3 separate regions of the Mus musculus genome follow, and regions 1 and 2 are each linked to region 3. A link is a loop called in an ENCODE intact Hi-C map of the cell type or tissue named here. Cell type or tissue: heart. All regions are shown on one strand. Region 1 overlaps Gm10714 (predicted gene 10714). Region 2 holds the start of Npepl1 (aminopeptidase-like 1). Region 3 has its middle 13 kb from the start of Gnas.

Evidence for each region. A loop is a pair of places that touch in the nucleus more often than their neighbours do. Peaks named below come from ENCODE experiments on the same cell type or tissue, not always from the same donor. Only the 100,000 strongest peaks of a DNase experiment are listed, where the experiment ranks them.
Region 1: it touches region 3 in a loop (2.5-fold over the local background); 4 of 42 quality-filtered maps call a loop at or near these places.
Region 2: a loop joins it to region 3, with 2.3 times the contacts of the local background. A loop is called at or near these places in 5 of 42 quality-filtered maps.

Annotation. Positions count from the first base shown.
Region 1 is chr2:174,126,087-174,128,586 of GRCm38, reverse strand. All of the region lies in intron 2 of Gm10714 (predicted gene 10714), which reads left to right. Among named protein-coding and RNA genes, the nearest start is that of Npepl1, 17 kb to the right of the region's middle. In heart, no CTCF peak of the experiment used is centred here; a DNase peak (open chromatin) is centred at 1,396; H3K4me3 peaks cover 823 bases; H3K27ac peaks cover 1,096 bases; H3K27me3 peaks cover 508 bases.
Region 2 is chr2:174,109,075-174,111,574 of GRCm38, reverse strand. It overlaps Npepl1 (aminopeptidase-like 1), which reads right to left and starts at 1,224. Exons shown (of 12, transcript NM_213733.2): 1 at 1,003-1,224; 2 at 313-498. The coding sequence starts at 1,152. In heart, a CTCF peak has its summit at 1,368; DNase peaks (open chromatin) are centred at 534 and 1,244; H3K4me3 peaks cover 1,725 bases; H3K27ac peaks cover 1,652 bases.
Region 3 is chr2:174,283,242-174,285,741 of GRCm38, reverse strand. It overlaps Gnasas1 and a transcript of Gnas not described here. Among named protein-coding and RNA genes, the nearest start is that of Gnas, 13 kb to the left of the region's middle. In heart, a CTCF peak has its summit at 1,557 (motif pointing right); no DNase peak of the experiment used is centred here; H3K4me3 peaks cover 2,208 bases; H3K27me3 peaks cover 1,654 bases.

The DNA.
Region 1 (2,500 bases), 160 kb after region 3:
CTTTGCCTGCATGTTCAGCTGGATCCGTATGTGTATGGGGAACTGAGGACGGGTCTGGGCCTCACACTTGCACATCAAGCACTTCGCTGTCTGAGCCACAGTCTCCACCATCCTCATCCTTTTTGATGCACAACATTTTAGAATTTTCACCAATCCCAACTTTCTTCTTTGTGTTCTTCCATTGCCAGAGCTATCAAGGTCATGTCCTAGACGTCATTGTCACATGCAACGCCATGGAGCTTATGTGTGTTACTGGTGCAGAACCTGAGGCTCAGCACCCAGGCCACATGCAGAGCCTCCTGGGTATACACTCACTGTCGAGTGCCTTGGAAAGTGCCATCTCTCTGACCACACAGAGTGTGGTGCATTGTGTGGGGGTGGGAACAAAGGACAGAGGGTCTTAGAGGACCAGAGAGCTCTTTCAGTGCACAGGCTATGCCAGGCCAGATGACCCTTACTCTGCATACAAGCACCAATCATCTGTGGACTTGGGCCTCTGTAGATGCTATACAGGACAAGATCATAGCAGCTGTCTAGCAAGCAGCAAACTGCTGGTGACATATTAGCTATTCTTGTGATGGCCCATGGTTGGAATAGATGCTAGCCTCTAAGGTCAGCCTTAGGACTTTGATTTCCACCAAGCAGGCTCCCCGGGCACCACACACAGCCTTCTCCAGCCTCCAGCAAGGCAGCTGAGGCTTCTCATAACAGTTGATTTCTAAGGTTCAGGGTGGGAAGACACTCCCAAGAGAGGGGTCTGTGCTTAAGGGAGTTTACTTGCAGGTGATGTTGGATCAATGTGGGTGAATGAAGAAGCTAGCTTTATGCCGTTGGTATACTGATGTCATACTGGACTTGGCGTGGGCATGAATCTCAGAGACTCATCCAGCGCATGACAGGAAAGAAGACAAACAAGTAAAGGTGCGTGGGGTGGAAGAAGGAAGGTCCCCCCACCCCCCAGAGCAGGCCAGGGCCAGCCAACAAGAACAGAGGCTTCTGGCTGGAGGCACCTTTTGTTCTGACTGCAGACCGGGAACGAGAACCAGGCTTCTGAACCTTTTAAGCTTGGGAGGGTGATTTCGTTTTCCTGCTGCATCCTCCTCCCTGGATTGATCTCAGAAACCCTCAGGACCACAGCAGGCCCCAAAGAAAGCCAAAATGGCCTCTGGATTAGACACGGATATGGACAGGTCTTCTCCTCAAAGGAGTGTTAGTTTATCTCTTGTCTTCCCCTCCAGCCCCCCTCAGCCGAGGCTGTATCTGGGGGTGGAGACTGGGTTTGGGGGGACCAACCTGGAGACAGCCCCCCCCCCCCCCCCCCCCGCCCGCCCGCTCTGAATCCTGAGTAGGAGCTTCACAGCGGGACCTGTAGCTAAGCCCAGTGTGGGGGCGGGGTGTGGAGTGAGCCAGCTGCAGCGCTTGTCTTCCGGCAGAGCTCACAGGATGACAGTACCCCACATGTGCGTGGGGTTGGTACTTTTCCAAGGGCTTTTAAATGCATTATCTTGTTGGAGGCGCATTTGAGGCAAGGACTCGGAACAGACTGGAAAACAACTAATTTACTGAGTCCTGAATGGAGAGGAAGCTGAATACAGCCTGTATTTTTGCTGAATCTCAAACCAAAACAACCTTTTGTTAAAGAACAAACAAATAAACAAAAATGTTGAACACTAATTCACCAGGGAACATCCGCCTGAGCAGGAGCTTCAGGCAGAGTCACAGCAGAAAATTCAACAGGCATTTACTGGGCACTGAGGGACCTGCTGGGATCAGAGGCCCGGGGAGGGGTGGGCACTGCAGCATGTCCTTGCGGCAAAGAACAACCTTCCCGGAAACCCTCCAGCCGGGAACTCACGGGAGATGCTGGAGGGAGGGGCTTGGTGCTTGATGCTCTAGGTGTGGGGCTCTGAGCAGAGGCCGAGGGGCAGGCTGGGGTGGAGGAGGGCGATGTGCCTGAACAGGGTGTCCCCTTGGGAAGGGCCTGGATGAGGAGGTTTGGGAACTCGTGTCAGCAGCCTCTGATGGAGTCATACCTAGAAGCAAACCGCAGTGTGTGTGTGAGTGTGTTGGGGGTGTCTCCTGGCACCCAACACCCTCTGTAGAAATAGCTCTCACTTGGTTCCCCCCCCCTTCTTGTTTCTTTGTTTTTGTTTGTTTTGTTTGAGGCAGGATTTCCTCTGTATAGCCCTCCCTAGCCGTTCTGGAACTTGCTCAGTAGACTAGGGTTGCCTCAAACTCAGAGGTCTGCCTGCCTCTGCCTCCCAAGTGCTGGGATTAAAGGCGTGCAGCATCAGCGCCTGGCAACCTGGTTCCCTTCTTCTAAGAAAAATGTTTGTATATATTTGTATGTGTGTATACATACAAACATATGCATATATGTGTGTATATGTGCATATGAATTCACATGTGTACGTGTGTGGTGGTGGGGATAAAGATATGTATATATTTGTATGTGTTTACATGTAGATGCCAGATATCTGGAGTCTTTCCTGAGTTGCTT
Region 2 (2,500 bases), 170 kb after region 3:
AGGGACACCACCAGGACTCTCCCAATAGCAGCTCTACAAACCCAGACGGCTGTGCCCCCCCAGTAACCTGAGGCTGCGTGAGAAAAATGTCTGCCACCAGATGTTGTCCACTCTTTCCCAGACAGATGAGCAGGGCACAGACATAAGCCCAGGCCTCAATAAATCTAGGCTGGCATCTCTGATTTGTCACGCAAACCGATCCGGTGTAAATCACTCGGTGGTTGAAGGGTTAGAATGGGAGATCACACGGGCCAGCCTGCTGTGCTTGAGGTGGGCCACGGGCTGGGGTACACTCACCGGCCCAGCACTCACCAGGATACACCGGTGGGTTCCAGGAGGCAGGCAGGTTCTCACGAGCCTGGTGATGAAGTGGGCTGCGGACGGGCTGTTATGCCGGCTCACCCTAGAAGGCAGAGCTGCCACTGTGGCGCAGTTCAGGTAGAGAGGACAGCTGTCTGTGGGGTTGGGGTTGAGCGTGGCCAGAGCTGCCTGCCAGAGCTGGATTAGAAAGGAGATATGAGACGGACCGGGCTTCAACACGTGTGCTGTGTGGCTAGATGCGCCCTGCGGGCCACGCCTGCTTGTCTAAGGCACCCTAGCCGCTGCCACCAGGCATGTGTGGCTCTCTGGTACCCTACCACCCTCGTGGGACTGCGCCTCGCGCTGGCAAGGCCTGTCTGGGGACCCTCTGCTTCAAACACTTGGAGGCCCGGCTCCTGGGCCCTGGCTAGTGGCCATGGAAGCGGGTCTCGAGGCCAGAGGCCACGCGGAAAGCCGCCACTGGGCCTTCTGCAGGGCCCGGCCCAGAGGCGCGGAAGCAGGTGGCTCGGCCCGGGCAGGCCGGCGACACAGGCCGGGCCTCGCTGCAGCCAGGGCCTTGGGGACAGACGGCTAGGCCTGTCGCGGGCCTGCGCCCTGGGCCCGGCGGGGCGCGCGGGCGAGGCGGGGCCCGTGGCCCAGGGCCTGGGCTTGGCAGGCGCATGGCGGCCGCGGCCCGCTCACCTCCTCGGTGACCCGGGGCTGCAGCTTCCCGCGGACGTGGCTCCAGGGCACGCGGTGCAGGTGTTGCAGCTGGCCCAACAGCAGCAGGGGCCGGCTCTGGGGGTCCGCGTCCCCGGCGCTGGCCTGGAACTGCAGCCCCACGCTCGCCATCTTCCCCCCCACGACCCCGGCCGGGCCGCCCAGCACCCTGCGCCCTGCTCCGGCCCGGCTCGGCGCCGCCCCGGCCCGCCCGGCCTCGGCGCCCCGCCTTCCCCGCCGCCTCCGGGCCGCGCCGCCCTGCAGGGCCCACCCGGGGCGCGAGGGGGCGCCGGCGGAGGCGGGGCGCGGGCCGTACTGCGCCTTCCGGGCCTCCGTTGGGGGGCAAGTGGCGCGCGAGCCCCTGGAAGCGCTCCAGCTCTGGCTACTGCCCTGGCCCGGCTGGCAGTAGGTTCCTGGACTCGAGGAAGCCTCACTTGCCAGGGACAGCCGTGGCTACTGCAGTGGCCTGACAATTAGGCACTCGGATCCCCCCTTTATTCCGCGTAGGCCGCCTCCTCGGCCTAACGCTCGCCAGAAAGGTCACCATTCAGCAGTGGGCGCAAGCTGCCTCTGCACTTTGTCACCTGTGTTGGAGAGGAAAAGACAGCAGTGTTGGGAGCTTATAGGAAGTCATTTGAAAGGAGTCAGCTGCTACCCTACACTGCCCAGGTTTTGACAACTCCAGGCCTGGGGCTAGAGCTCAGTGACCTCCAGTCTTCTTCCTTTTTTTTTTTTCAAGACAGGGTTTCTCTGTGTAGCCCTGGCTGTCCTGGAACTCACTCTGTAGACCAGGCTGGCCTCAAACTTAGAAATTCTCCTGCCTCTGCCTCCCAAGTGGGATTAAAGGGGTGCGCCACCACGCCCGGCTGTGACCTCCAGTCTTATATGTCACTTTTAATCTACATTTCTTCTCTGTTATCAGCCTTTAAAACTAGCAAAACAAGATGGCTGAGCGAGAAAAGACACTTATTGCAGCGCCTGAGGACCAGAGTTCTAGTCCCGTATCTGGAAGGTGCAAACCAGTATCCAAAATGTGTCCATTGACTAAGAGGTTGACTAAGAGGTACCCACTCACACCGACTTAAACACACACACACACACACACACACAGAGAGAGAGAGAGAGAGAGAGAGAGAGAGAGAGAGAGAGAGAGAGAGAGAGAATGAATTAAATAAAACATTAAAAAAAAAAAAAAAACCCTACCAAAGCCAGTTTCATCACATAGCTCTCCATTCCACTGACCCTGCAGGCACCACCCACCTTATGTCCCCACCTACAAGCCATCTATGGTATGGATTTCTTCAGCTTTGGAGGTTCCATCAAACAGCCCAGAGCAGGCCAGCCCTGAAGACGGCAGTAGCTGAATGAGCAGAGGGGATTCCTTTGAAACTCTGGCTTTCCTGACGCAGAAGTCAACACTAATTGGATCTTATTTTCTCGAAAAAGAGTTTTTACAGCAACTGCATGTTTTCACACATTT
Region 3 (2,500 bases):
AATTCAATGTTGCGCACCGGGTATCAGCTCGGGGACCTCAGGTTGTCTCCAGCGAGGCGCCAGAAATGCCTCACCGTCCAACAAACCTTTGGCCTCCCAAGCGCCCCTGGGTGCCCTGGAGAGACTTGAAGAGCCCTCTCTCCTTTTCCGGGGTGCATTTCGGGCTGATTAATGGGCACCGCTCCCTTCCCACCTTGCCTCCCATCTGTCTCTTTCCTCCCACCCTACTGTCTCAGGGACCCCAGTTTGGTCAGGGCAACTAACCTTTATCCATGAAAACAAGGAGAATCTGGACGGAGTCACCCATTAGTGACGCCGGATGGGGATGGGCCCCTTTCTGGGAGGGGACTCCGGGGACTGGTCGCGACGGCGGGCTGGCCTCCTGGTCTTGCAGCGGCGGGGCTGCCTGTTTTCCTCCTTGCGCTCCTCTGGCTCCTCCTCGGGGTCCCGAGGATCCTGATCTAAGGGCCCTCGCTGGGGCTCCTCCCCCTCGCTTGCGCTCTCAGGCTCCTGAGTGGTGGGCTGCGCACGTCTCGGGGAGGCGTCGGCGCTCTGCAACTTCAGAGCGTGCAGACGCTGAGTGAGTGACTGGTTGAAGGTGGCACCCCGGGGGCCGCGCTCGTCCTCTGGCTCGGTCTCTGGCTCGGTTTCTGGCTCGGTCTCTGGCTCGGTCTCGATTTCGGTCTCGGATTCGATATCGGACTCAGGCTCGGTCTCAGAATCGGTCTCGGTCTCGTAGTCGTCCTGATCGTACTCTAGGCACTCGGGGCGGGCCAGCTCAGGCTCAACCTCCTCGTGCTCGTGATCAGACTCAGATTCAGAGGACTCAGGGAGTACCTGTGCGGCAGCTGCAGCGGCAGCGGAGCGGTGGTGGGCGTTAAGGAAGCTCCGGCGCTGGGCAGCACGCTGCTGGGCGCGGGCGTTGGAAGAGGCTAGGGCGCGGAGGAGAGCAATGGAGCAGGAGAGCCAGAGGAGAGCGGTGGCAGCCCGGCGGCCTATGGGCGGGCACAGGTCGTTGTAATTATGGCGAGCTCGGCGCCACTGCTGAGCCCGGGACCTGCGATCCATTCTCTTAGGTGCTCACCGAGAAGCCGACTCACCCTCTGGCTCTGCAGAGAGTGGCCCCACTGCGCAAGGACTGTTGGGGCCGAAAAGGATTAACCTTATGAGGAGAGAAGCTGGGGTCTGAAGACCCCAATCTCGCCTCGGGGCAAAAAGAAGGGATGTACCTACCTTCAAACCACTGCGAACTTTCTAAAGCTCCGCGCCTCAGCTTGTGGCTGTAAGTAAAAGAAAGGGATGGGTAAAGAAGAGAGAAGGAGTCTCCTCGAGGCTCCTCTCGCTAAGTCTCAGACTCTGAAGTCTAAGACTCCGAGAGGTGCCTCCACTGATCCTCTCGTCTGGGAGAGGATAGAGGAGACTGAGGAGAGATGGGGCAATGGGGCCCTATAAAGTTGCGCGGACTTCTGCCGGGCATGTGCAGTAGGGAGGTGTTTGGGGGCGGGAGTGCCTCCCCGCGAGCTGTGCGTTGGCGCATAGCTCATGGCGCAGACCCTAGTGGGCCGGCAGGTGGCAGGCGGGAACCTTGTTTGAGTAGATTTGGCCAAAGCATGGGGGGTGGGGGGCTGGATATCGAGGTCTAGCGAGCGAAGGGAGTAAGATAGCTACAGGTTAGCGGATTTTAGAAGCCAAGTATAGATTCCCACGGGGGGTTGTCCCCACTCCTCAACTTTTTCTCCATGAGCATAGCCACCAAACAATTGAAAACCAGAACGCAAAATTGTAAATATTCAGGGGAATGAGGATCCGTACGTGAATGAGTGTTAATGACCGAAGAGCGTGAATGCTTGAGGATCAGAGCCTCAAGTAAACACTAACCTTATCAAAGGTGGTTACTTTTGTCAGGGCTGTTAAAGTAACTGTAATTAATTAGAGCAGCCTCCAAGAAGGTATGAACCCCACTGGCAAACAACCCCGCCCCCCGCGGCTGTAGATGTAGGAATTTGCAAGCCGACAGTCAGCTCATGGTGAACACTGTTCCACTGAGGTGTGCTGGAAGACCATAGGAAGCTGAGAGTGAGTATCCACGAGAATGCCCTTCAACTGCTGCTCTCCGTGTGGGTTTTTAGGGTAGTCTTTGAGCCACGGACTCATGCATTTCAGCTGAGGGTTCAACCAACACACTTGAGTTCCCGGCACTCGCGGAGCTCTGTTCTAGGTGCTGAAGATAGCGAGGAACAGGAGCAGGTCTTGGATTAGAGAAAGGGGTCTTGAGGGGTTAATATATCTTAACCAGAGCATCAGCTCATTCTTCCAGCATCATTACTTCATCTAGCTCACGCTACATGAGAAAAACAGGTACGTCAGCAAGAGCATCATGGCTAGGGGGCGGCCAGAGACCACTGGATCCTGCTGTTGGACTCGGAAGAACAAGGTAAAACGACCTGCTTGTTCCAGAGCGCGCTTGGAAGAGCCGATGGACTCAGGTAGGTCCAGGAGG